Linked DNA regions of Mus musculus: all the other regions are linked to region 3. The links are chromatin loops, found by intact Hi-C in ENCODE. Cell type or tissue: left cerebral cortex. All regions are shown on one strand. Region 1 has its middle 160 kb from the start of Iqub. Region 2 has its middle 150 kb from the start of Iqub. Region 3 holds the start of Iqub (IQ motif and ubiquitin domain containing).

Region 1 (8,000 bases), 170 kb before region 3:
CAGTAAGGCAGAGAGCACCTCCCACAACCCCTGTGTCTGCAATAACAAGGATTCTGTAAAATGAAGAGATGTCAGCTTCCACAGCACAAACAGGGATTATATCTGGGGCACAAAGCCAGATTCCTCCTGGGGAGACAGAACGCGCTTAATCTGTAACCCCTTTACACATAACTCCGAAAACCTATGGCCAGTCATCTTTTAAAAAATTAAGGAATTTGAAGCCACATGATATTTTAATGGTTAGCTAAGCCAATTGCTTAACATTTCTCAGGAGAAAAGGCTTTGTCAGAGGCTTCAGGGTCTGCCTTGGTCGGAAAAACAAAATGAGAACAACTTGAGGTTAAAGGTCTTAGCTTTGATTCACAATTCTAGAGTCAGGCCGGAGGAGGTCAAAGAACTCTAGGCTGGGGAGGCGGTGTTTACAGCTAGCAAATGGAAATGAGATGGAAAAGTGCTGTTGAGAGCACTGGTTCCTGTTGAGCCCCGACCTCATTTGAGTCAGTTGGCTGCCCGCGCTACTTCCGCTACTTCCGGGAGCTCGCTAGCATTAATCAGCGGGGAGACACAGCTGTCTGGAGACACAGCTGTCTGATGTAAAAGCACCCTTCCGCCCTGAAGCATTTATAGTTGCAGTACATGCTAAGCCAGGTTAGCAGTCCTCAGGGAAGGACTCCTCTGCCCAAATGCAAATTAATCCAGCAGCTTCTATCACTCTGTCTCCTAGGAGTAATCTAGAACTATGCAACTGTCTGTCCAGGGCTTTCTATAGGCCCGCCTTCCTTCCTACAATAATGTTTACAAAGGCATGACGCTCCTTCCGTTCATACTCATGATTCCATCCCTTCGAAGCACTTTAACCACATTTAAATAATGGACTTAAGTAAGCATAATTGACCTTAAATTAGCTGCTGTTGTCGTCAAATTGTCAGCATTGTCCCCAGTCTTTCTAAGAAGTCAATATATTGAGTTTCCCTGCTGTTTGCGGGTCATGCATCTAGCTGTTAGGGGTAGAGGGAAAGACATCACAACACTGTCTACGCTGTTGAGCAACAAATTCCAACAGCTGGAAAAAATGTGGAAATGCACTAAGCCATCCCAATTGACAAGACTAAAAAAATAAAATCTCCCACAAGAAAGAGCTGAGAAACAAGCTAACAAGGACCCTTTCTTTACCCTTAGAGATTTATTTTTAAGTTATTTGTTTTTGTTTTGTTTTGTTTGTTGTTTGTTTAAAAAAGGCTTCTGGAGAATCGCTATCTTGTGGCAAAATTTGAACAAGCATTTCTTCGTTTTAATATCTTACTCAAAGAATCTTCTCCATACCAGGTAAATATTTGGTGAAAAATGGCTTCTGTGCGTGTGCAAATGGAGTTGATAACAGTCTTCCAAAGTGCCTTTTGATACCTTTAGAATAAACGAAATATAGGTTATCATTTAAACGGCACTAAAGATTGTAATTTTATTTGGGAAATGGGTTCGTTTCTTACCCTTTCCTTCTACAAATAAGATTTAATTAGCCCACTCCATTCATCAAAAATAAAGTAGAGCATGGGAGAACAAGCAGAGGGCAAGTTGTTTGCTGGGACGACTCAGTGCACACGTTCTGTGATGGGTAACCGTAAAACTTTAAAGTACAACCCTTTTTTTGTATGTGTGTTTGTACTAGGGTAAACTAATGTCTGAGTCAAATTGGTGTCAAATGTATTGAAGTCAGTAGGAGTTAAGGAGTAATTTCCTTACTGGTTAACTACGCGCCACCTTAGCATCTCCATATGTTAACAATGCATTGTCAGCAGCATGGGAGACCTTCTTGTAAGAACCCCTGGCTAGGTGCAAGCTACTCTTTCTTGCCTCTTTAGGACAGAATTGTCTGTCGAAGCTGCTTCATCCGATTGATTGGTAGCTGTGGCCTTTAAGTTTGGAAATGTTTTGAATATCCTCTTCTTCCTCAGTGGTTGTAATTGTAAATTTTAGGAACACAGGAGAACTGAGTGAATGTCAACGTAATAGACAAAGGACCCATGGGAGAATCCAACAAGGACTGCTTTGGGAACTTTGTGGAGAGGATGATAGTGGAGCTCATTCCTAAGGAATGGGTTCTTCTGTAAAGAACAGAATCGAGAAAAAAAAAAAAAAAGAATGGAGGAAGGGACTCGCAAGAATAGGAAATGTCTGGGCATAGTCGGAATTATAAGGGGATATTATTATTAATATTATTATTATTATTAGCAGGTTTATTGTATTGGGAAGCTGCTCTCAGGCCAGAAAGAGTTTACTGGCCCCAAGGACCAAGGTTAGGGAAGTGAGCATGGGGAAAGGGGGTGTGGGGTAGAGAAGGGAGAAAGAGAAAGGGCACACATGCAGAGGTAGAAGAGAAGGGGAGAGTCTTTCTTAATAACACTGTTTGGAAGCAGCTCAAGATGTGTCACTAAAGAGAGTATTGTATTTGAAACTCACATCGATGTTAAAAGACATTTTGATCACCTTTCATCCATATCTGAAAGCATTGTTGAAAATAAATAAATAAAAGAGGAATAAAGAAGAAAATAACCACAAACAGGAAGTCATTCGGCTCCAGAAATGTGTGTGGAGCTTTGGGGATGAGCCTTCTGGGTTCCCCGGTGGTGAGAGCCACCACAGTCCCTGGACATGCTCGGGAGAAAGTGTGGGAAGGTCTTTGGCTGCCTTCATCCTCTGAAATGGAGCTGATAACTCTCTGAAATGCGGTAATAATGGCAAATTAGTCTGTCTTGTTCCAAGTGATTTCAATATTATTTGGAGAGTTTTCAAATGCTTTTGAATTAAGAGAATGATTGCTACCCTGAATTTTAGGAGCTTTCAGAAAACTTGAAATACTTGTATTATTTTATAGCTGAAGTACTTTAAATCTTCCAGAATGTTATTTTATAAATGCTTGTATATATCAAAGTCTAAGTAAATGCTTAAACGGCGTTAGAGCCTCGATTTCTTCATTTTAGAAGGAATCAATGCGGACTACATATATAAATCATATATATTTTAAATGTCTAATAGCAGCGAATTATTATTGCATATTAGATTGTTATAATTAAATCTTATGGGGGGAACAATCCTTACAGCGTATGAATGTCACCATATGGAGAACTAAGTCTCAGCGCTGATCCCATTATAACTGGCTAGGTAGTGAGAGGGGAGGCTAAGCTATGCACAGTGCCTCAATCCTGACCTCTAGAGGCTGTTCTGAAAAACTGCAGAAGGCTACACCGTCGCAACAGCTGGGACTGTATTGTATAAAATCTCTCTATATGCACTAACCTGTCCCAGGTCACAGCAAGCACACAAGGGAATTATCTTATTGTAAACAAGATATTATTCTAGAAAGGAGAATTCCAAGCAGTTTTCATTATAATACAATCCTTAATTCCAGATGACTGGAATTTCTAACCTACTCAATTAGTATTTTATATGTTCCAGGCTCTAGAAGGAATGACAATTCATCATTTTCTTATTTCATCTTTGATGATAATTGGAAAGACCCTAAATTTTCCTTAATCTAACATGCAGGACTCATATCGAAATCTTCTCCCATTTTCACGTGTCCAATACAAGCCCTTTCTTGGAGAGCGCCGATTGACTTTAAAGATTGTGTACCACTGAGGGACATGATTGACTCGTGGTACTTCATGAAATTTCTCACCTTTAGATCCATAACATGGCAAAACACCAGCCTATAAATTGTAGCTAATTAAGTCAGTTTGCTCACCAACTAATTACTGGGATTTAATGAACATGAAGAAGTGTTACTCAGATCTTAGAGATCGTCCTTACAGTTGTGTCTCACGGACACCTGTGCGTATAGCCTGAAGATAACCTGCGTGCCACATTCTCTGTGCACAGGCTCTATGACTGTGACCCATCATATAAGGTCATGCTTCAGATGTCCCCGTTCTGTCTCATCAGCACCGAGCACACTTCAGACTCTAGAGTACTTCAGATTTCAGATGAACGATGGTCAACCTATATGGCTTACATGTTTTATTTTCAAGACGTCATCATTGACTTACCGGCACAGACACTTAATATAAGCCACTTTCCTTTTATCGCTTATGTTTAAAATATTTATTTACTTGTAAAAGTATTTCTGTCGTTTTATCTTTTTAAACTTGCTAATAAAGTTGTAAAAATAGTAAAGAGTTGTAAAATATTTTATAAAAAAGACTGTAATGTAAAGTGAATAAGTAAAAAGAATTAAATTTAATTTTAAAAGCTAAAAAAAAAACATGAAAACTAACATTAGTTATAAGGGATAGAGAAATGACTGAGCAGGTAAAGACTCAGCCAAGTGTGACAACATGAGTTTAATCCTGGGACCCACATAACAGAAGGAGAGAATCAACTCTCTCCCTTCTATCATCCTTTACCTCCACAAGCAGTGTGCCCTGCATGTGTGCCAACAACACACAATACTTAGATATATGTATCTTAAAGTCTCCACTGTTTAAAAGCAGACTCTATCACCAGTTAGGAGTGTAAGCCTGCAGACATGTCTGGATTGCTTACACTAGATTAGCCTCTGGGCATGCAAAAGAGAGTTTATCTTGCTGGATTAATTTAGGTGGGAAGACAAAAACCACACCTTTGATGGGGGCTCAATATTGCACAAACAAATGAAAGTTAAGGTGAGCAGCAGCAATGTTTCCTGCTTCCAGACTGTAGATTCAAAGTGACCAGTTGCTTCAAGCTCTTGCTACCAGGGCTTCCCCATCATAGTGGACTATCCCTAAATGTGTGCACCAAAACAGATTCTCCCTTCATCTGCTTTTGCCTAGGTAATTTATCACAGCCACAGAACTGAGACAAGGAATTTGAGTCTTCACAGCTGAAAATCAGGGATCTGGCTTATCTTACAGTTTCATCAAAGTCTGCTCTACTTTGTAAGACATTAGGTTTGGGGAAATAAAATCAAATAAATTTACTTAGAATGTTTATCACTTGCAGAGGGTGGCAAGAAATGTTTTCTAAATAGCAAAAGGAATTTCAAAAATATTTTAAATTATCTAAAATATTTCCCCCCAAAATACTGCTAAATTCATGTATTTTGTGTGTTTTCTACATTGAAGACACACACAAAAATTGCATGAAAGCACAGAATTAATTAAAATTTATACTTATAAGAGGTATACAAGTGTGAAATTCATGGTGTCTTAGCTTTTAATAGCTGAATAGTATTCCACTGTACACAAATTTCATTATTCATTGTATCATATTTTCTTTATTCATTCTCCAATTGACAGAAATCTAGTGTCATAGTTAGGGCTTTATTGCTGTGAACAGACACCATGACTAAAGCATCTCTTATAAAGACAACATTTAACTGGGGCTGGCTTACAGGTTCAGAGGTTCAGTCCATTATCATCAAGGCGGGAGCATGGCAGCATCCAGGCAGGCATGGTGCAAGCAGAGCTCAGAGTTCTACATCTTCATCTAAAGGCTTCTAGTGGAAGACTGACTTCCAGGCAGCGAGGATGAGGGTCTTAAGCCCACACCTACAGTGACACACCTACTCCAACAAAGCCACCCCGCCCCAACAGTGCCACACCTTCTAGCAGTGCCACTCCCTGGGTTGAGTTTATGCAAACATCACATCTAGGTTGTTTCCAGTTTCTGGGTATTACGAATAAAGCTGCTATAAACACAGTAAATGTCTTTGTCGAATGTTGGAGCATCTTTTGGGTAAATGCCCAGGAGTGATATAGTCAGAAACTGGAAATAACCTAGATGTCCTTCAACTAAAAATAGATAAATAAAATGTGGTCCAACCACACAGTGGAATACTATTCAGCTATTAAAAAAACAAAAACAAAAACAAAGACATCAGGTATTTTGCAGGCAAATGGATGGAACTTGAGAATATCATCCTGAGTGGGTAACCCAGACCCAAAAGCATGCATGGTATGTATAAGTGAATATCAGCCATAAACTACAGGTACCATGTTACACTCCACAAACCCAAAGAAGCTAAACAAGTAGGAAGGCCTGAGAGAGGAAGCTTGAATCTCACATAGAAGGGAGAATAAAATAATCATAAGAGGCAGATGGAGAGAGGAAACTGGGAGAGAGAGGGATAGGGAGGGGAAAGTGGGATTCAGGATCAGATGTAGGGGAGGACAGGAGAGATGGCCAGATGGTCATGAAAATGAATGGAAATCTGCAACTGATGGGGGTGAGGAGGTAGGGGGCACTTCCAGGATGAGACAGAGACTTGGGATAGGAGAGGTGCCCAAGAATCAATTGGGGTGACCTTAGCTGTGACTCACTACATTGGGGATATGGAACCTGAATAGGCCACCTCCTGTTGCCAGGCAGGAACCCCAGTGGAGTGATAGAGACAACAACCCATCCACAAAACTTTCAATTTATCCTGTCTATAAGAAATGCAAGCACCAAATGCGACCACACAAACTGGATCCCGGATAAAGGTCATATCACAGACTCCAGATGAGCACAGGACAAGTTGGAGAAGAGCTCTACTTGTCATAATAACATCTTGTATTTACTGCAAAGAAAATAGCACACCTAGGCCAAAATAGCAAAGACTGACAAAGCATACTGTGAGACATATTTATAAATGTGTTTCTTAGTTAGTGAAGATACAGCCTGCCTGTATATAATTAAAATTTTAAATCGTCTCATAAAGCTTTCTCACAAGTAAGAACTAGGGAACCAGAGGTTCTATTAATCTTTCTTTCTAAACCACTAAAAGGCTCCCTTCCCACAAAAGAGAGCTAAGCAGGGAGGATGCAATTTATCTATCCAAATATCTTTGAGTTTCTATTACTACAGGAAAAAACAACAACACTGTAATCAAAAACAACTTTTCAAGGCATTTATTTCACCTTCCCCATCATGGTCCATCATCAAAGGAAGTGAAGGAAGGAACTCAAGGCAGGAACCTGGAGGCAGGAACTGATGCAGAAGTCACAGGGGGGAGTGCTGTTTATTGTTTTTTTCTCCATGGCTTCCTAAGCCTACTTGCTCATGACATTAAGACCACAAGCCCAGAGGTAGCTTTGACCGAAAGCCCAGGGGTAGCATTGCCCACAGTGAGCGGGTCCCTCCCACATCAATCACCAATCAAGAAAATGTACCACAGCCCTTCCCACAAAACAATCTGGTGGCAGCATTTTCTCAATTGAAATTTCTTCTTCCAAAAATTGGTCTAGGTTGTATGAAGTTGTCATAAAAGTAGCCAGCATGCCAAGTCACTGGATTAAATGCTCATCTCTTCTATTTGTTACAGTTGTTCTCTGCATTGAGAGAACTGCTTCAATTTTGATGAGTATTTTGGGAATCAGTTCAATACTTATTATTTTGCCAAGTTTGTATAGGTTATTCAATTAAAATTTAATATAATCATTATCTGCAAGTGGCTTTTCAAATAATCATTAATTAAATAATTTAGTCATCTTATTTTAATGAAGTGAAGAAAAACATCTTCCAAGAGAATATTTTTAATTAATGTATTTATTTTCCCCAAGTTGTAAGACATTAGCATTCATGCTTCATGTCTGCTGTGTAGCTACATATCACTTGTGTCGTTAAGACGAGGGGATTATGACCAGCAATGAACAATAGAAATATTGTCTAGAAAAATGAGTGGTTATCTCACTAAAGCTTTCAAAAATGATTTCTGAGATGATGATGTATTATTTTACATCCCATGAGTAAGAAGAGAAAACTGTAACTATAGTTACCAAGTGGAATAGGACCTCTACTTTCCAGAATTGCATCCAGACTAAGTATTATTCAGGAAATTTGTTGTGTGCACACAGTCAGGGGCAGAAGGTTAGAAAGAAAACTTCAATGTGCCTGTCATAAGCAATTTATTATGTACTTTCATTATCAACATCTTTCATGAAACACTTTTACCTCAAAATTATACTTTTAGAGATATCCTTCAATGAGTTGTTTATGACATAGAAATATAACAGTAAATAATTTTTCTGGGTATAAAAAAAAAT
Region 2 (8,000 bases), 160 kb before region 3:
CCTCCCTCCCTCCCTCCCTCCCTCCCTCCCTCCCTCCCTCCCTCCGTCTCCCTCCCTCCCTCCGTCTCCCTCCCTCCCTCCCTCCCTCCCTCCCTTCTTTCTTCTTAGCAGACCAGTGGTGCTGACTCACAAGAAAGAAGCAGAAAGAAAGCAATCGAAAGAAAGAAGCCAGAAAGAAGCAAGTTGCATTTGAAGAGAGAAGAACATTGAGTAACAAAATCAAAGTCACACAGGAGGCTCCAGAAGTTTCCATTTACAGAAGAGCTCTCACTTTATGGCCAAATTGCTGAATTACTTTATTACGTGTGAATTTCCGTAAACTATTTTTGATTCTTCTAGACTTAAAACGGAACTCAAGATGGAGAAATTTAAAAGATTTATAAGAGAAAGATTTTTCTAGGTACAAGTATCTCGGATACTCTTTAGTTACTCTGTTAGAGAAAAACACATTAAAAAAGGAGTCAAATCTATTTTTTAAAGAACTATTTATTTATTTACTTTATGTATATAAGAACACTGTAGCTGTCTTCAGACACACCAGGAGAGAACATTAGATCTCATTACAAATGCTTGTGAGCCACCATGTGGTTGCTGGGAATTGAACTCAGGACCTCTGGAAGAGCAGTCAGTGCTCTTAACCACTGAGCCATCTCTGCAGACCAAATCAAATGTATTTTAAGGGACCATTAGTTCAAAAAAAAAAAAGAGTGTAGGCATTTATATAACCAAAGGAAAAATAATGAAATAAAATTATGCAATCAAAGAAAAGGTACAGCCAGAAATGACTGTACCAACTAAAGTACAAGTAGCTAGGACTGCTGTATTGGCATGTGAAGGAGCCACTGGCTCAAGTACAAACACAACTCATGCTGTAATCTGGACATGAGAGAAATTGTGCATGAGGTGTTAAACAGCAGATAGGACAGGACTCTCAGTCTCTAGGGGAAAAGAAATATACACAAAGCAAGTCTTATAATGGCCCAGAATCTCTGCTTGGGGATGACTCTCTGCTCTGACTTCTGGAAGTGTTTTCCGTGTAGGAGAGCAGGAGTTAGGATGCTAAGGGTAAAATTACAGACTCCTGGCAGGGTGGAATGTAGACCAAAGCTGTCACACAATGGAGAACAGGCTACGAAGATGCAGAAATCAGACACAGATTAAAGGGTTTGACTGCATATAGCCAAGATAAGACTTTGAAAAGCTTACCCAGGCTATCTACTACAGGGTTGAAGTCTAAAGAACAACTCTAGATGTGAAATGGTGTTGGAAAATATTAAGATTATGGTCCAGCCATACTGAAAGAATTTTGCTGAGAATCTCAAGTATTCTTCTGAAGGGTCAAGTGAATGAATAAGGACCATAGAGTAGAAAAGTGGCCATGTCCCAAAATGAAGAGAAAACTCAACATGTACATACTTAGCAAGTACTAAACCTGTCACCATGCCTGTGGATAAATGTCAGAGATGTAATCCAAACCTAAACCTTTCTGATCTCTCAAACTTTTATTTCCAAACATTCTGCTTCCATTGTAGGAGTCCATCCTTCAAATGGGTCCAGGGCCACCAGAAGTAAGAATAAGACACACCATGACAGACACCCATCAGAAATTATATAGATTAATTTAAAATTACTACTAGACAATCTGAATTCAAATAAAAAAGTGATAAAGGACTTAAGGCAGGGTTAGGGTTTAATCATTTTGATGCAAGCAGGCTTTTTGTTTGTTTGTTTGGTATTTTGGTTTTTTTTTTTTTTTTTTTTTTTTGGTTTTTTGAGACATGGTTTCTCTGTATAGCTCTGGCTGTCCTGGAACTCACTCTGTAGACCAGGCTGGCCTCGAACTCAGAAATCCCCCTGCCTCTGCCTCCAGAGTGCTGGGATTAAAGGCGTGCACCACCACGCCCAGCTTGCAAGCAGTTTTTGCCATTAAGAGTGGAAACCCATATTGCAGATTGACTGATTCTGCAAAGAGGAAGACGTGACTGTGACTGTTCTGTCAACAACACAAAGCTTGAGTAGAAAACCCTTAGCACACACTGGTTTCTTCTTTGTGTCCAGCTTGGATGACATTTTGGTGATCTAGACTAAGTCCTGATATGTACAGATCTATCCGTCTGCTTTCGGGTCCCCTAGTGGGTTCTCCAATAGAGAACATCTACAGGGACATTTATCTTCCTGTGGATGCCAAGAATTGGCAGGAGGCCAGTCTTCAACAGAGACCACTGAAGTGTACAAACATGTCGTGTGTTCTCACGCATGTCATCCACTGTCGACATCCCACTAGCAAACAAGTGAATTGACCAAGCCCAAAGTCAGGGTTTAGGAATGCCATACCCCTTTCCTGAGGTGTGAATATGTGGTGTTAATTCAGGGCAAGGGAGAACTGGGGCAATAATTAAATCTATTATGAATGAGAACACAAGACCTTGTAACTTAATCTAAATGCACAATTCAATATAATTTCACAGTTGAAGTAACAGGAAGCATATCATTATGGTTCACGAACTTGAGGGATGACTTCTTTCTTTCATTTTATATACATTGTTTGTTTGTTTGTTTACAGGGAATGAGTAATGAAGACCAGGAGCTAGGACAGGCAGAAGATAAAGTTGGAACTTTGTAGAATTTGAGTTTTCTGAACAGCCAAGGATTAATTTAGCTCACAAAAAAATATATAAATAAACATAATAAAAATTGCAGCATAGAAGAAAGAAAACTGTGAGAGCAGCCATTCCATTTGATTTCTCTACTTGGAAACTAAAGGCAAATTTTTTACCAAAAAAAAAAAAAGAAGAAGAAGAAGAAGAAGAAGAAGAAGAAGAAGAAGAAGAAGAAGAAGAAGAAGAAGAAGAAGAAGAAGAAGAATTTTTGCTATTTAGAGTTAATTGCCAAACTGCTTTCAAATTGTAGCTGTCTCATATTATTTTGAATGATTCACTCAACTAATATTCAACAAGTGATTGTTTTGTATTGTTACAGGTTCTGCTCTGAGAAGAGGCATTGGTTAGAGAATGAGGCTAAAAGGCTTTGCCATCATGGCACTTGACCACATCTGCAATTATGCAATGACCTAATTTAGGGTTTCCGCCATGGGTAAAAAATATTTTTTGGAGTGATTTCTCTTTTTAATTTTTCCAGTTTATTTGGCTTCATTATGTGTCTTAGCTTTCTATAGCTATGATAAAATACTGGCCAAAAGCTACTCTGAGGAGAAAAGGGTTTATTTGACTAATACGTTCTGATCACAGCCCATCACAAACGGAAGTCAGAGTAGCAACCTGGAAGCAGAAGCCCTAGAGGAACACTGCTTACTAGGTTGCTCCCTTGGCTTGCTCAGTTTGCATTCTTATACATTCCAGGGGCACCAGCCCATGGATGGTATCAGTCACAGTGAGCTTGACCCTCCCATACTAATCATTAATTAAGGAAATGACATCACCACCCCGAGATTCGCCTTCAGGCCAATCTGATAGCAATAGTTCTGAGATTCTTCACAGATATGTCTAGGTTTGTGTTAAGTGGACAAAAACAACCGTGGCATTGTTGAATGTACTTGTTTCTGTACTAGGAACAATTAAATCTGATTTACGCACAATGATTAAGTGTCCACATATAAGTTCAAATGTGTTTAATATACTTGAAAGTTTGTAACACTAGGCATTAATTCTAAAGAAATAATTCAAGTAATAGAAACAGAGTAAAACAACAGTCACTAGAGGCCAGGAGTACAAGGATGGAATGGACACTGGTCAAAGTACACAAATTTCAGGCAGGAGGAGTTATTTCTAGAGATCCATTGTCTCTTACAGTGACTCTAGTTGCTAATGACCTATTTGGTGGAACTTTGTTAAGATAGTAGGTTTTAATAATCTCATCAAACATTCAAAAAGTGTGTTCAGTGGTTTGAAGGCAAATTTTCTCCAAATGTTTTGGCTGAGTCTTCCATCTGATGAGGATGAGGTACAACTTTTAGCAACAACAATAAAACCCTGGAATCAGATTATACATTGTTGAGTATGTGTCAATGCTCTTGTCAAAAAAAAATAACAGCCAGGGCTATGCAGAGAAACCCTGTCTCAAAAAACCAAAAATAAATAAATAAATAAATAAATAAATAAATAAATAGTAAATAAATAAGATGTAAAAATAAATAAAGCTTAAGAAAGATAATTCAGAAAAATAATAAAAAAAGAAAGATAATTCAAATAGATGTGCTATTTCACTAAAGGGATGTAACTTATAGTTTGACTAGAGCATTTGTTTTCCATGCTGGGGTTTTGTTTATCTGCATATTTAATGCTTATGTTGCAAATGCTCTTGTCAGTGAAAGAATATTATTTTAAATTTTTGAATGTAATTCTTTATGCTGTCTGTAGACAATCAAATCGAGAGAAAAAAAATCATTGTAATACTTCTTGCTTCAAAAACACTTTCTCAAATTCAGAAATCCACAGGTAGACCTATAATCTAAGCAAATTACACAATTAGTTTAGGCTTCATTTCACTGAAAAATCAGAACATTTCCTTAATTCAGAGAACTGGAAAACAACCTTCCTGCCAAATGCATCTTGGGTAATCAGGCTTCAACAGACGCCTTTCCGATGCATTTACAATATATTTCATATGAAATGAAAATAGTCAGTGGAAAGCAAACTTTAGCGATGGCTAAAAGTGAGCTGCCATTGTATCAGTGGCTACACTCAAAGATTAGGAATGCCCATCCAAGAATTTCCTTGAATGAACATTCAAATCATTCATGGATGGCACTCCAGAAGTGCTGAAGACAGAACTCTGGTAAGAACAAAGATAAGAGTCACCTGGCTTGTCTGACTGCTTACAGAGGCATGAAAATCTTGAAAGTCAGTATTTAAAAGCATGGGCTGTTAGTAGGTATAGCTCTCTCTTTCAAAAAACAGGAATGTAGAATGACTCCGCCATGGAAACTTGTCAGTGAAGCAGCATGGATTCTATGTCCTCATGTTTTTGTGAATGGACTATTCTGGAGGTCAACATGCATTTACCTTGAAACCATGAGCTAGAAGGGACCCACACAACACACTGGGATCTTAAGTGCTGTGGAACTAGAATATAGTTTCAGGCAATAGCTTGTTTAACTTTTTTAAATTATGAAAGAAATTTTCCCCAAATTTAGTTTAAGTTTAGAGTTTTCATTTCTGATTGCTAGTACCTGGATTTCTTTCTCTCTTTTCTTTGTTCTTTCTTTCTTTTTTTTTTTTAACAGCACTCTAGAAAACTCTACTTCTTTTGAAATGAAAACTAAGCTCTAATTATTGGTACAGTCACTAATTTCATTAACACAAACAATTGCCAATGTAATTAAAAAGTTGATTATCAGCAAAGGTGCCTCAAAGATGTGATTCTATAAATTTAGTGCATATTAGAAAGTGTTTATCTGTGAAATTTTGTTCTGCAAAATATTTCCTGGGTACCATGATAGCAACTTGGAACTTGAAAAGAAACAAAAGAGACAGGAAACCTTTGGAACAGAGATTAAAAATAACCTAGGTACGTATGTTGATGAGGGTTTCAAAGGAAGCAAATGGAGCATAAAGGAAGAGAACAGTCAGAAGGGAGGTCATTTACTTTACGTGTGGAATGTAAATGAGAAGGGATTTAAGGAATGAAGTCTAAGAAGCTCATGGAAATTGGGGCTAAAAGGGAAAGCCCAGAAAGAATTGAAATTTCAGGTAGAAAAAAAAAGAGTCTATGTGGAACCTTTTGTGAAATAAACTCCATAGTGTCCACTTAACTCCAAGAAATCAGAAAGTTATCAAAGTTAAAAAAGTAGAAGTTAGCTGGGCAGTGGTGAGGTGGCACATACCTTTAATCACAGCACTTGGAAGGCAGAGGCAGGTGGATTTCTGAGTTCAAGGCCAGCCTGGTCTACAGAGTGAGTTCCAGGACAGGCAGGGCTATACAGAGAAACCCTGTCTCGAAAAACCTAATAATAAAAAAAAAAAAGTAGACTTTAACAGGGATCACATCATAAACTCTTATAAATTACATATTCTTATTCTTTCTGTAGTGGTCTTTGCCATTTGAAAGTTGTGAACTTTATTTGAAAAGAAAAGCCATACATAAAAAACAAACAAATAAACAAACAACTATGTGAAATACTGTATAACATTTTCCAGGTCTCCCAGAGTAATTGACACACCTAATTTGTCATTAGTTCTAGAGATTCATCCTATTTCATTTGAAAAAATTTTTTTATGTATCTCGATCCTCCCATAATACATGAGAGACAATCTCTTCATCAAACATCTAGCAAGCTATTTTTAATTTCTCATTTACAGGAGAATGAGCCCATATATAGTAAAAGAAAGCTATCACTCATGTTTCCCTTCATCAGGCAAATGATAGTCCCTCAAATTACTCTGTTGAGTCTGACCATGCTGTTCTGGAGGGTCCTCATTGGCCATTACTATGTTCCTTTTTTAGTGGATTGTTTGAAGGGTATAGCCTAATTTTTATTTTATTGTTATAACATTTAACTAGATGGAGTTGGAGTCCCCTGCCTCCAAATTTTTGTGTTTCTAAAAGATGGTCTTAATATGTAGAAAATGGCACATTGTGGCTGACCCTGCCCAAGAGTGAAGCCACCCAATACTCTCAGTGCTGAACTTCAGCCTCTTTTCTAATTTCTCTGCTTGCCTTAGGGACCATCCTGAGTCCAGAATCCTTCCTCTGCCCATATGTACATCCTGACTTATTCTCTTAATGTCTATTAATACCTCTAGAACACCAGCTTTTAAGTCCTACTACATTCAATAAACATCAATAATACGAAATAACAACATGATGCAGGAAATCTGCAGTTGAACCATTTCAAGTCAATATTCTAGAAAAATTAAATGTTTCAGTGTTCTGTTAAGATTATTGGTAATGAAATTGATGCCAAAATAGGAATTAATTGATTTCCCATTCAACCATTAATTCTGGCCTGGTTTAAGTCTTTTCTTCTAGTCATATTAGGTATGAGTATAACATAAATATGTCACTCAAGACTTGTTCATATCCTACACCCATGTCTTAGGCTTCTAATGCTATGATGAAACACCATAAGCAAAAGCAACTTGGAAGAGAGATGTTTATTTTGCTTCTTGGTACAATCCATCACTGAAGGAAGTCAGGACATGAAATTTTGCAGGGTAGGAACCTAGAGGCAGGAGCTAATGCAGAGGCCATGGAGGGGAACTGCTTACCAGCATGATTTGTTCAGCCTGCTTTCATAGAAAACTTAGGACCACCCTCCTACCAATAGAATAGCCCACAGTGTGGTAGCTGTACCCTCCCATATTTGTCATCAGTCAAAAATGCTCCACAGACTTGCCCACAGGGCACTCTGCTCGTGACATTATTTCAACAGAGTTCCCTCTTCCCAGATGATTCTAGCTTATATGAAGTTGACTTAAAACTTGAAGACACACCCTGGTAGCTATGAATGTAAACTTATTTGGGAATGAGGTCTTTAAGGTACAGTAAAATTAAAATGAGATACTGTGTGGCTCTTCTCAGGGAGACATGTATGAACAGTATCTATTCACTAAATAAAGGACATTAACATTACCAATAAATACATAAATAAACAAACAAACTGAAGAAAGTATTTCACTTAGATATGGCTTGGTGGCCCAGGAGTTTATTGGAGTCACCTATAGGAGCATAGCAGATGCTACGAAGGCTGCATCACCCAAAACCCAACCCAACATGGGTGATAAGGCCCAAAATAGTGCATTTCTGGAACTCTCAGACTTGCACGAAGTTCCACAGGGAAACCTCTTCTCTCCAATAATGGATAATCTTTATACTAACTTGGGGAGGAGCCTCAGGAATATTAAAATCTTCATGAACATCCTGATTATTCGGGGCCTCCCTATCCACTCTAAGAAATTCAGAAGAGGTATCTATGTACTGAGAAGTCAACACTGAGTGAGTGATGATAATTTTTTAAAATTAGGTATTTTCTTCATTTACAT
Region 3 (8,000 bases):
TCATTCTGTATTTAACATTTTAAAGTACTATGTCTACCTCATTTGTCTCAATAATTGTACAGTAACTTCATTACAGAGACAAGTAAGCCACAGTATATTCTATTGTTGCTCTACTGATGAACATTTAAACTGTCTTCTTTTTTTTAAGATTTTATTTATTTTATGTATATGAGTACACGGTAGCTGTTTTCAGACACAGCAGAGGAGGGCATCGGATCTTATTACAGATGGTTGTGAGCCACCCATGTGGTTGCTGGGAATTGAACTCAGGACCTCAGGAAGAAGAGTCAGTGCTCTTAACCACTAAGCCATCTCTCCAGCCCCCTGTCTTCAATTTTTATACAAGTAGAAAATAGGGCTGCAACAAATGTACATCGTCTTATTTACAAATTTAAACACACTATGAAAGAAGTTTCTATAATTAGGTGAAAAGACACAAAGATCTCCATTAAAGTCCATAAATAAAATTCTTTTCTTAAAATTTGACACTGTATTCCAGCCCTTTGATATTTGTGTGGAGGGAAGGTCTGAAATGGTTTTAAGATGTTTACAATTCAGTGTTTCATTGTTAAAGTATGCGGTGGTTTGAGGAAGAATGGCCCCTATAGGCTCATATAGTTGAATCCTTAGTCACCAGGGAGTGGAACGCTTTGATAGGATTAGAAGGATTTGGAGGTATGACCTTGTCAGAGGGTATGTCACTGGGGGTGGGCTTTGAGGTGTCAAAAGCTCATGCCTCTCTGCCCACCACCCTCTTTCTCCCTGGGGACCAGGATGTAGTACTCTCAGCTATTGCTCTAGTACCAGGCCTGTATGCTCACCCACCATGATGAGAAGGGACTAACTTACTAAGTGTAAGCAAGCCTCCAATTAAGTGCTTTCTTTTCTAGGAGTTGGCTTGGTCATGGTGTCTCCTCAAAGCAATAGAACAATAACAAAGACAGAGTGTCACGCTATTGGATGGAGGTATGGACCTCTTGGCACAGCATCTCATTATGCATCCCAGACTGGCCTTAAACTTGCCATCCTCCTGCCTCATCTCCCCAGTGCTAAGGGCATGCATCTCCAAGGATGCTGAATTTCCTTCATTTTTATATATTATCCATTCAAATATGTTTCAGTCTTTATTTTACTTTTAAAATAAAACTCAGTGGCTATTAAGATTGTATATAAAAAGTCTGCCACTTCATTTCTTCCCATTAAAGCCTGCTACATGTAGAATACTGGTAAGACAGAGATTCTGTCTTGTCTTTTATTTTATAGGCCTACTGAAGTTTTTGTTAGTAGGTAAGACAATGACTGGAGGAAAGCAGCATTCCTGGTAAGGAAAGTCTAAAGGCTGAATTCCCTGCAGACTGGAAATGGTGTCCATAGACCAGTACCAGATGCGGGCACTCTCCTCTCCTTAGCACCCAGGAGGCGGGGTGGTGTAAACCTCCCAGAGTGATCTTGTTGATTCAAGATACCATATCAGTGGGGAGGGGGGTAACTAGAGAAGGGTCAAAAGCGGTGTGATGCTTTGTAAGTTTTCTGTTTTTAAGTAAAGTTAAGGAGCACTGTCCTCTGACCAGAGAGCCCTGTATCCAAGAGAGATCGGCACCCCTGCAAGGCCTAGCATGCCAGGCTCACCCCCAGTTAGAACCAGCAGCCATCTAGGAAAGGGCTGCCAAACGTGTCCTCTTACCTGTTCAAGAAATAGCTATCACAGACCAAGAGGCTTCACCAGTCCTCGGAAGCAGCTCCTTTCTGCTTAGATGTTCTGTTGCTGGCGTATCCTAGCAACTGCCAGCTTCCTCTGCCAGGGCACCGCCCCCGCGCAGTGGGAAAGGAAACAGCCAGCAAGAGCAAAAGCAGAGGAGCCAGAAGTAGAGATTGTTTGGCGCCAGGAACTGAGACCTAAAGATTATTCCAAGTTAACCTTTCTCCGGGAGTTCTCTCACACTTCTGAAAAGGCAGTCCTGTAAACAGTCTAAGCTCACGGGTTACCTTCTTTTAAAAATGCAAATGTGAACACTGAGAGACAGGGATTATAAAGGAACACAACTGTGTGCTACCTAAGTTCTTTTGTCCAGTTAAGATCTTTCCTTTAGCTTCCTGGCAGCCAGAAAGAACAGGAAGAATTAATAACTACTCTGCTTTTATAAGTCAGGAGAAGCAAAGCTTTTTCTATCACCACGTTCTTTAGTCTTAAAATCAGTTTTAGAGAAAGGATCAAATATGTTCCCTGCACAAATTTCATGTGGTTATCTCACAATAACAGCAAAGGTTTAGTAATATCATTAAGCATAGCACCGTATCTGTATTTCGAATAGCCAATGCAATGATTCTATTGAAGGATTGCTATTAGCACTGCCATACTATTTAAAAAAAAAAATGAAACACACAAAGATTAAATGAGAGCCAGTATTAAAATCCAATCTGAATCGAGAGCCCAGATTTTTTAAAACCCTTACTATGTGCTATGTTTAACATCCTTTGATATTTAAAGAGCTTAATGAAATTAAAAAACGTGTTATAAAGTCCATTCCCCTCATTATAAAAGCCGTTGCCTTCTTTATACCTTGTTGCTACAAATCCACTCTCATCAATTTGCTGACATCACTTTCCCACCCCATCACTTTCAAAGGCTTATCATTCATTATTCTCCTGTTAGGGGCAGTATGCAAACACCAGGGTTAGGAATAGAGGCAGCAGAAAAATTCATATTCTTTCCACTGCTAAATGTAGCTTGATACCCACCACCTGTCTTAATAACTTACTGATAATGTACTACAAACTTAGCTTTATAGAATGTACTTTTCTTAGATGGTCTATCTACATAGGTTACTTGGATAGGTTACTAACACATCAAAGGCACACACACACACACACACACACTTTCTATCTCACAAATACATAAACGTGCTTGGCTATAAAAATGTCGATGTCCCCTGAATGAAAACAGCAATAGAAAAATAGTATTAATCAGAAAATAAAAACAAATCCATGCTTTTTTTTTATCCAATTTTACTTTTTATCCTAAATCTATGCCCTTGCTTAGGTCTTGTTCAAAATGTCATCTTGCACTTAGTCATAGGCTGTTCCTTTTAATGTGCTTCCACTTTTACAAAGTCGCCACCTAGTGGCTTTATGAAATCAAGCATTTCAAAGTAACTCCACATGGAAATGTATCTCTATAAAAAACAGGTAAGTAGAAAAACTATTAGAATAATTATTTATAATACTAAAGACCTAAACAGGTAAGTAGGAAAACTATTATAATGGATATTTATAATACCAAAGACCTAAAAATTGTTTTGAACTTATCCCTGACTTAATTTGCATCATTTGTGAACTTGTGAAGCCCCATCCTCTTGAAATTTTTGAGGTCCACCAGATGTTCAAGATGTCACTGAATTTTGAAAGATAATGTAGATAGTTTGTACTGATGCATCTTCAGTCCTCAATCAAATACATGGACAGCTGTGACAAAAGCACTTGTTCATACTAAAGTGGGTAGAGACCACAAACAGCCTTGTAGCAACTTAGGTTGGGTTTACTTACAAATGAGCTATGGAAAACTTTCTCTTGCAGAGATCTGAAGGCCTGTTTTACTCTGGAGAAAGGAATCCAAAGAGTAAAATGTGATATTCTGTAACAAGTAGTATATGTTTATCTCTAAGAAAGCTACAAGGTCAGAGAGAGAGAGAGAGAGAGAGAGAGAGAATGAATATGAATCATGGTACCTGAAGCATATCTTGCAATTTACAATCATATACAGAAATTAATATAGCATTGTTATACTTAGATATGCAACATTTGAAGACTGCTTTGAAAATTAACTAACAGTGTAGGGAACACAATTATGAGTTCTATGGCACATTCAAAACACACTCTGTCTTTACTCATGTGGTTTGCTATGTTCCCATTCCACACAGCCATGTACACAGAATATTCTGGAGTAGCAGCTCAGTCTGTGTCCCGGGTAGAGCTCTTAGCTTTCTCAGCTCTTCTTGCACACGCGCTATGAAAAACCAAGGAATTCACACCAGGAACCTGGAGAGAGGCAGTCTGTAGAATGCTTGATTTGCAAGAACCTAAATTTGCCTTCTAGAAGCTATGTTTACAAAACAAAGCAGAGTTGTGGCATATATTTGTAGTTCCAATGCAGAACCTTCCTAAGACAATGAGATAATTCTGTCTTAAAAAAAAAAGTAAATTAAAAGAAGATATGAATGCTGCTTGGGAAATAACACACTTCAAGTTGTCCTATGGTTTTGCGTGCGCGCGCGCACGCGCGCACACACACACACTTGGAAATAACACACTTCAAGTTGTCCTATGGTTTTGCGCGCGCGCACACACACACACACACACACACACACAGTGTGCTTGCCTCACTTGTGTGAAGGCCTAGGTTCAATTTCAAGCACCATTAAACACACGCACACTTCTGATTCAAGGATGGACTATGTTCCACTAACTAGTTTTAGTTGACTACCTTTAAAGAGACTTTTCCGTAGTCTCCATCAACTAACTTCAATCTGAATGTATAATTTAGGATCTCACTATCCAGGTTTTTATGGAAAACTTTAATGTAAACAAAAATGTGTGATGTTTGGCATATTCACTAATGTCCAGCGCATGCGTATACAAGGGCATAACTTGTATACCTCTAAGAAGCTATCAGTAGACTTTACATGAGCCTTGCCCCACGAATGTAAATTTGCATCCTTTTAAAGAAACACCCAGACTTAGCAGCACTCTTCTTTAGGAAAGGGAGAAAAATCAGGACAAGCCTTCTTCTGTTCTGCAAATCTGGAAGTCGAGGGTGAGACTAGGGGCACAATGGAAACTGCCTCTTGCTGGAAGTCACACACAACGGATGTAGCCTCCAGTAAGTGCAGCCTATCACTCTAGTAGGGTATTATGTACTGTTTGTTCAGGAAAGTCCCAGTGTATACCCGTCATCTTTATGAAACCATTACACACCCATTCACAATCGCCCCAAGCTGAATATATCTATGGTTATCCAAGGTAAACGTCATTTTCATTCCAACAGGAAGACTGTCCGGGACCTGGAATATTCAGCCTTAAGTCCAGATGTGCAAAGCAAGGACAGGAGACACCAATGTTGAAAGTCAGTTTCTTGTCTGCTGAACTACGTCTGTCAAAGATGCCCAACACTAACAGGAGAAATTCAATGAAGAATGACAGAGGCACAGCATGCTCACTGTGTGACATTGGAAATGAAGAAGAGCAAGCCAGGGTGCCAGTGCTAAAGGACTCAGAAGACGGCGTTGTCTTAACCAATGTTGTTCCCTAAGCATCTCCAAAATACAATACACACTACTTCCTTTAAGTAAGAAGTCAATAACATGGACACATTTTAGCATCACAGAGCATTTAATTGCACATTTAATTCCCATCCACCATCTGACACTGAGGTCATATTGGCCACTTCCACTGGTTAGCAGGCGGCTCTTCCACCAATGGCTCCCATGGCTTCCACTTCAACATTTTCCTTGCCAGACTTAGTTCTTTTTCAGCCTGTTAATAAAGAAAATTGAAAAATAAGCTCATCTGATTAATTATTCCAGAGGTATTTTCAGAATAATGGCAAGAAGTTAACTGCTAGAACACAGACCTTCATAGTCAGGATTCTAAAGTCATGATATAGTACACCATCAAATACTGAATATTACACAAATTTCACAGTCACTACTAAGAAAGGTCACCTCTGAGTTCTGAGATTGAAATCTGTAGGAATTAGTGTTCATAAGCTCTTAGACACTTAAAAGCTTGTCCTCATCCACATCTGTGGCTTTCAAATTTCACCCAAGGTCTCCCTTAGCCACAGGCTGCAAGTCAAACCCAGTACTAGACGCCCAAGCATTAAATGTCCAATGCTCTTTACCTGAAGAATCACCTCTTCCACTTCACCACCCTGAAGCAAGGCTTCTAATTTTTTAACATCTGGCTCCTATAATTTCAAGAAGAAAAGAAAAAAAGGCTAAACACAGAAGCACATATGAATATTTTAATATCCTGTATGTTAAAAAGCCATTTATAAAAGCCCTTACAAGTAAATTTTCTCTCACTATGGTTTTATGTTTTATCAAAATTTGATAGAAATTCATTTCACTTCTCTGCTATTTCGTTACTTTTGTCTTAATATTAAAAATTATTAAAGTATTCTTAACAAAGGTAAGACAAATGATGCACAACTTAGTCTTTCTAAAATAGATTTTCAAATATTTTATTTTTGTAATTATTTTCTATACTTCATGTAAAAGAATTAACAATAAATGCTATCATATGAAAAAAAACCCTCTTCTGAGTATATACCAAATAGTGAATAAATAAACAAACAACATTATAGCAGCCACAAATTACAACCCCAAACTAGAAATAACCTAAATTACCACCAATAGAACTGATCTGTTAATTATGGTACTGAGATATAATAGACTACTACATAGCAATGATAAGGGGCATATAACTATATGGTATAACTCATATAGTTACTTCAAATATACTATTAAGTAGGAAAATATAGACATGAATGGGTATATGAAAACTATTCCATTCCTAAAAAGTTTAGAAATAGAAAAATAAAAAATAAAACAGTAGTTATCATTCGGAAGTTAGTAACTTTGGAAAAAGTATTTTGGTGATGTGGAAATGTCACTTTTTTGCCTGGTATTAATTAGAATGTGTTGATTCTGAAAATCCATCAAACCCTACACTTGTGACTTCTGCATATTTTAAATGTACACTATTCTATACTTCAAGAAAATTGTTAACATGGTACCTAAGGAAATTTTTTTCTAATAAGCCGAATTTTTTGAAATCCAGACACTGTCATTTATACATATATATGTAAATAAGACAGTCATTATCAGGGTGTTTTTGTTCCAAAAATGAAAAGAGTGTTAACAATAACAACCTTTACTTCTGATGGTATGGGAAAGCAGAACCCATGAGGTAATGTTCAGGTGCTGAACTACACCCTCAGGTTTTTGGAGCGTGCACATTCAAACAAGTCAAACAAGGTAACGGACATTCAAAGATGAAAATAAAGTAACTACAAAAATTAAGCTCCATGGAATCCACAGAACTGTATCAGCTTCAAACTGCTGAAGTGTAAGGCCTAACAAGATGATGGTAGATTAAGACCATAAACACAAGCTAGACCTTAGCAGACCTACAGACCAAGTCACAATTAACCTGTGAGACCGTAGTTCCCACCACGACTCTACCCTCCAACTCTATCAGTTAAAGCTGGGTTTCAGAAACTCGGAAAGAAACATGGGAAAATCACAAGATCTTTCTTCAACAGGAAAAAGACAAAATTTACAGCCTGAGAACACAGTCCAGCCCTGGCAATGAGGCACTACAAATAAATAATTTAAAAGCAGCTGAAGTGACAGCAAAGATCTTAAGTTCCTATGTGAAGAGGCGATGCAGAGACCTGTGACACTGACTATGAACAAATCCAAAGACTTACAATGGTAAGCGAAAGGGAATTCTGAGAGAAGTGGGAGCCAACGTACACATCACAGACTACAGAAACAGCGATAAAAGGCAAGGGGGAGAAAAGGGAACACACAAGATAAATGAATAAGGGTCACTGAGCCGGAAAGCTGAGCAAGAATCCAAGGTAGTGGGCGGACTCACAGATGAACAGCAGGGACATTCATATTCTGTGAGGGAACAAGACATCAGCTCATCTTCTTTAAGCAAATCAAGCTAACATTAACCTCATAAGTTCCTTCCACACTTGGCAAGCTAAGACTCAGGTAAGTTAAAGCTCACACTGCTATTTAACTCTCAGGAAGAGGATTTACTGACTGACCTTTTGGTGACCTAATAATAATTCATTTTCAGTTATCACTTGTGCCTGGGTGAACACTTTATTAATTCTTCAAAGTCTGAAATAACTGAGGATGAAACTCAGTCACAGTTGGACAGAGTCCTGTGCAGCATGTCACTTCTCTCACTGTCTCCCCACCAGATGC

What was found. Peaks named below come from ENCODE experiments on the same cell type or tissue, not always from the same donor. Only the 100,000 strongest peaks of a DNase experiment are listed, where the experiment ranks them.
Region 1: it touches region 3 in a loop (2.4-fold over the local background); 2 of 42 quality-filtered maps call a loop at or near these places.
Region 2: a loop joins it to region 3, with 6 times the contacts of the local background. A loop is called at or near these places in 2 of 42 quality-filtered maps.

What each region holds. Positions count from the first base shown.
Region 1 is chr6:24,347,882-24,355,881 of GRCm38, forward strand. No RefSeq gene overlaps it. Among named protein-coding and RNA genes, the nearest start is that of Iqub, 160 kb to the right of the region's middle. In left cerebral cortex, a CTCF peak has its summit at 3,214 (motif pointing left); DNase peaks (open chromatin) are centred at 89, 468, 2,661, 3,194 and 2 more places.
Region 2 is chr6:24,357,580-24,365,579 of GRCm38, forward strand. No RefSeq gene overlaps it. Among named protein-coding and RNA genes, the nearest start is that of Iqub, 150 kb to the right of the region's middle. In left cerebral cortex, no CTCF peak of the experiment used is centred here; no DNase peak of the experiment used is centred here.
Region 3 is chr6:24,513,296-24,521,295 of GRCm38, forward strand. Iqub (IQ motif and ubiquitin domain containing) reads right to left here and starts at 1,772. Exons shown (of 13, transcript NM_172535.3): 1 at 1,685-1,772. It overlaps Ndufa5 (NADH:ubiquinone oxidoreductase subunit A5), which reads right to left. Exons shown (of 5, transcript NM_026614.3): 4 at 5,897-5,962; 5 at 5,367-5,529. The coding sequence ends at 5,428. In left cerebral cortex, CTCF peaks have their summits at 1,778 and 3,137 (motif pointing left); DNase peaks (open chromatin) are centred at 1,804, 3,115 and 7,600; H3K4me3 peaks cover 337 bases; H3K27ac peaks cover 1,487 bases.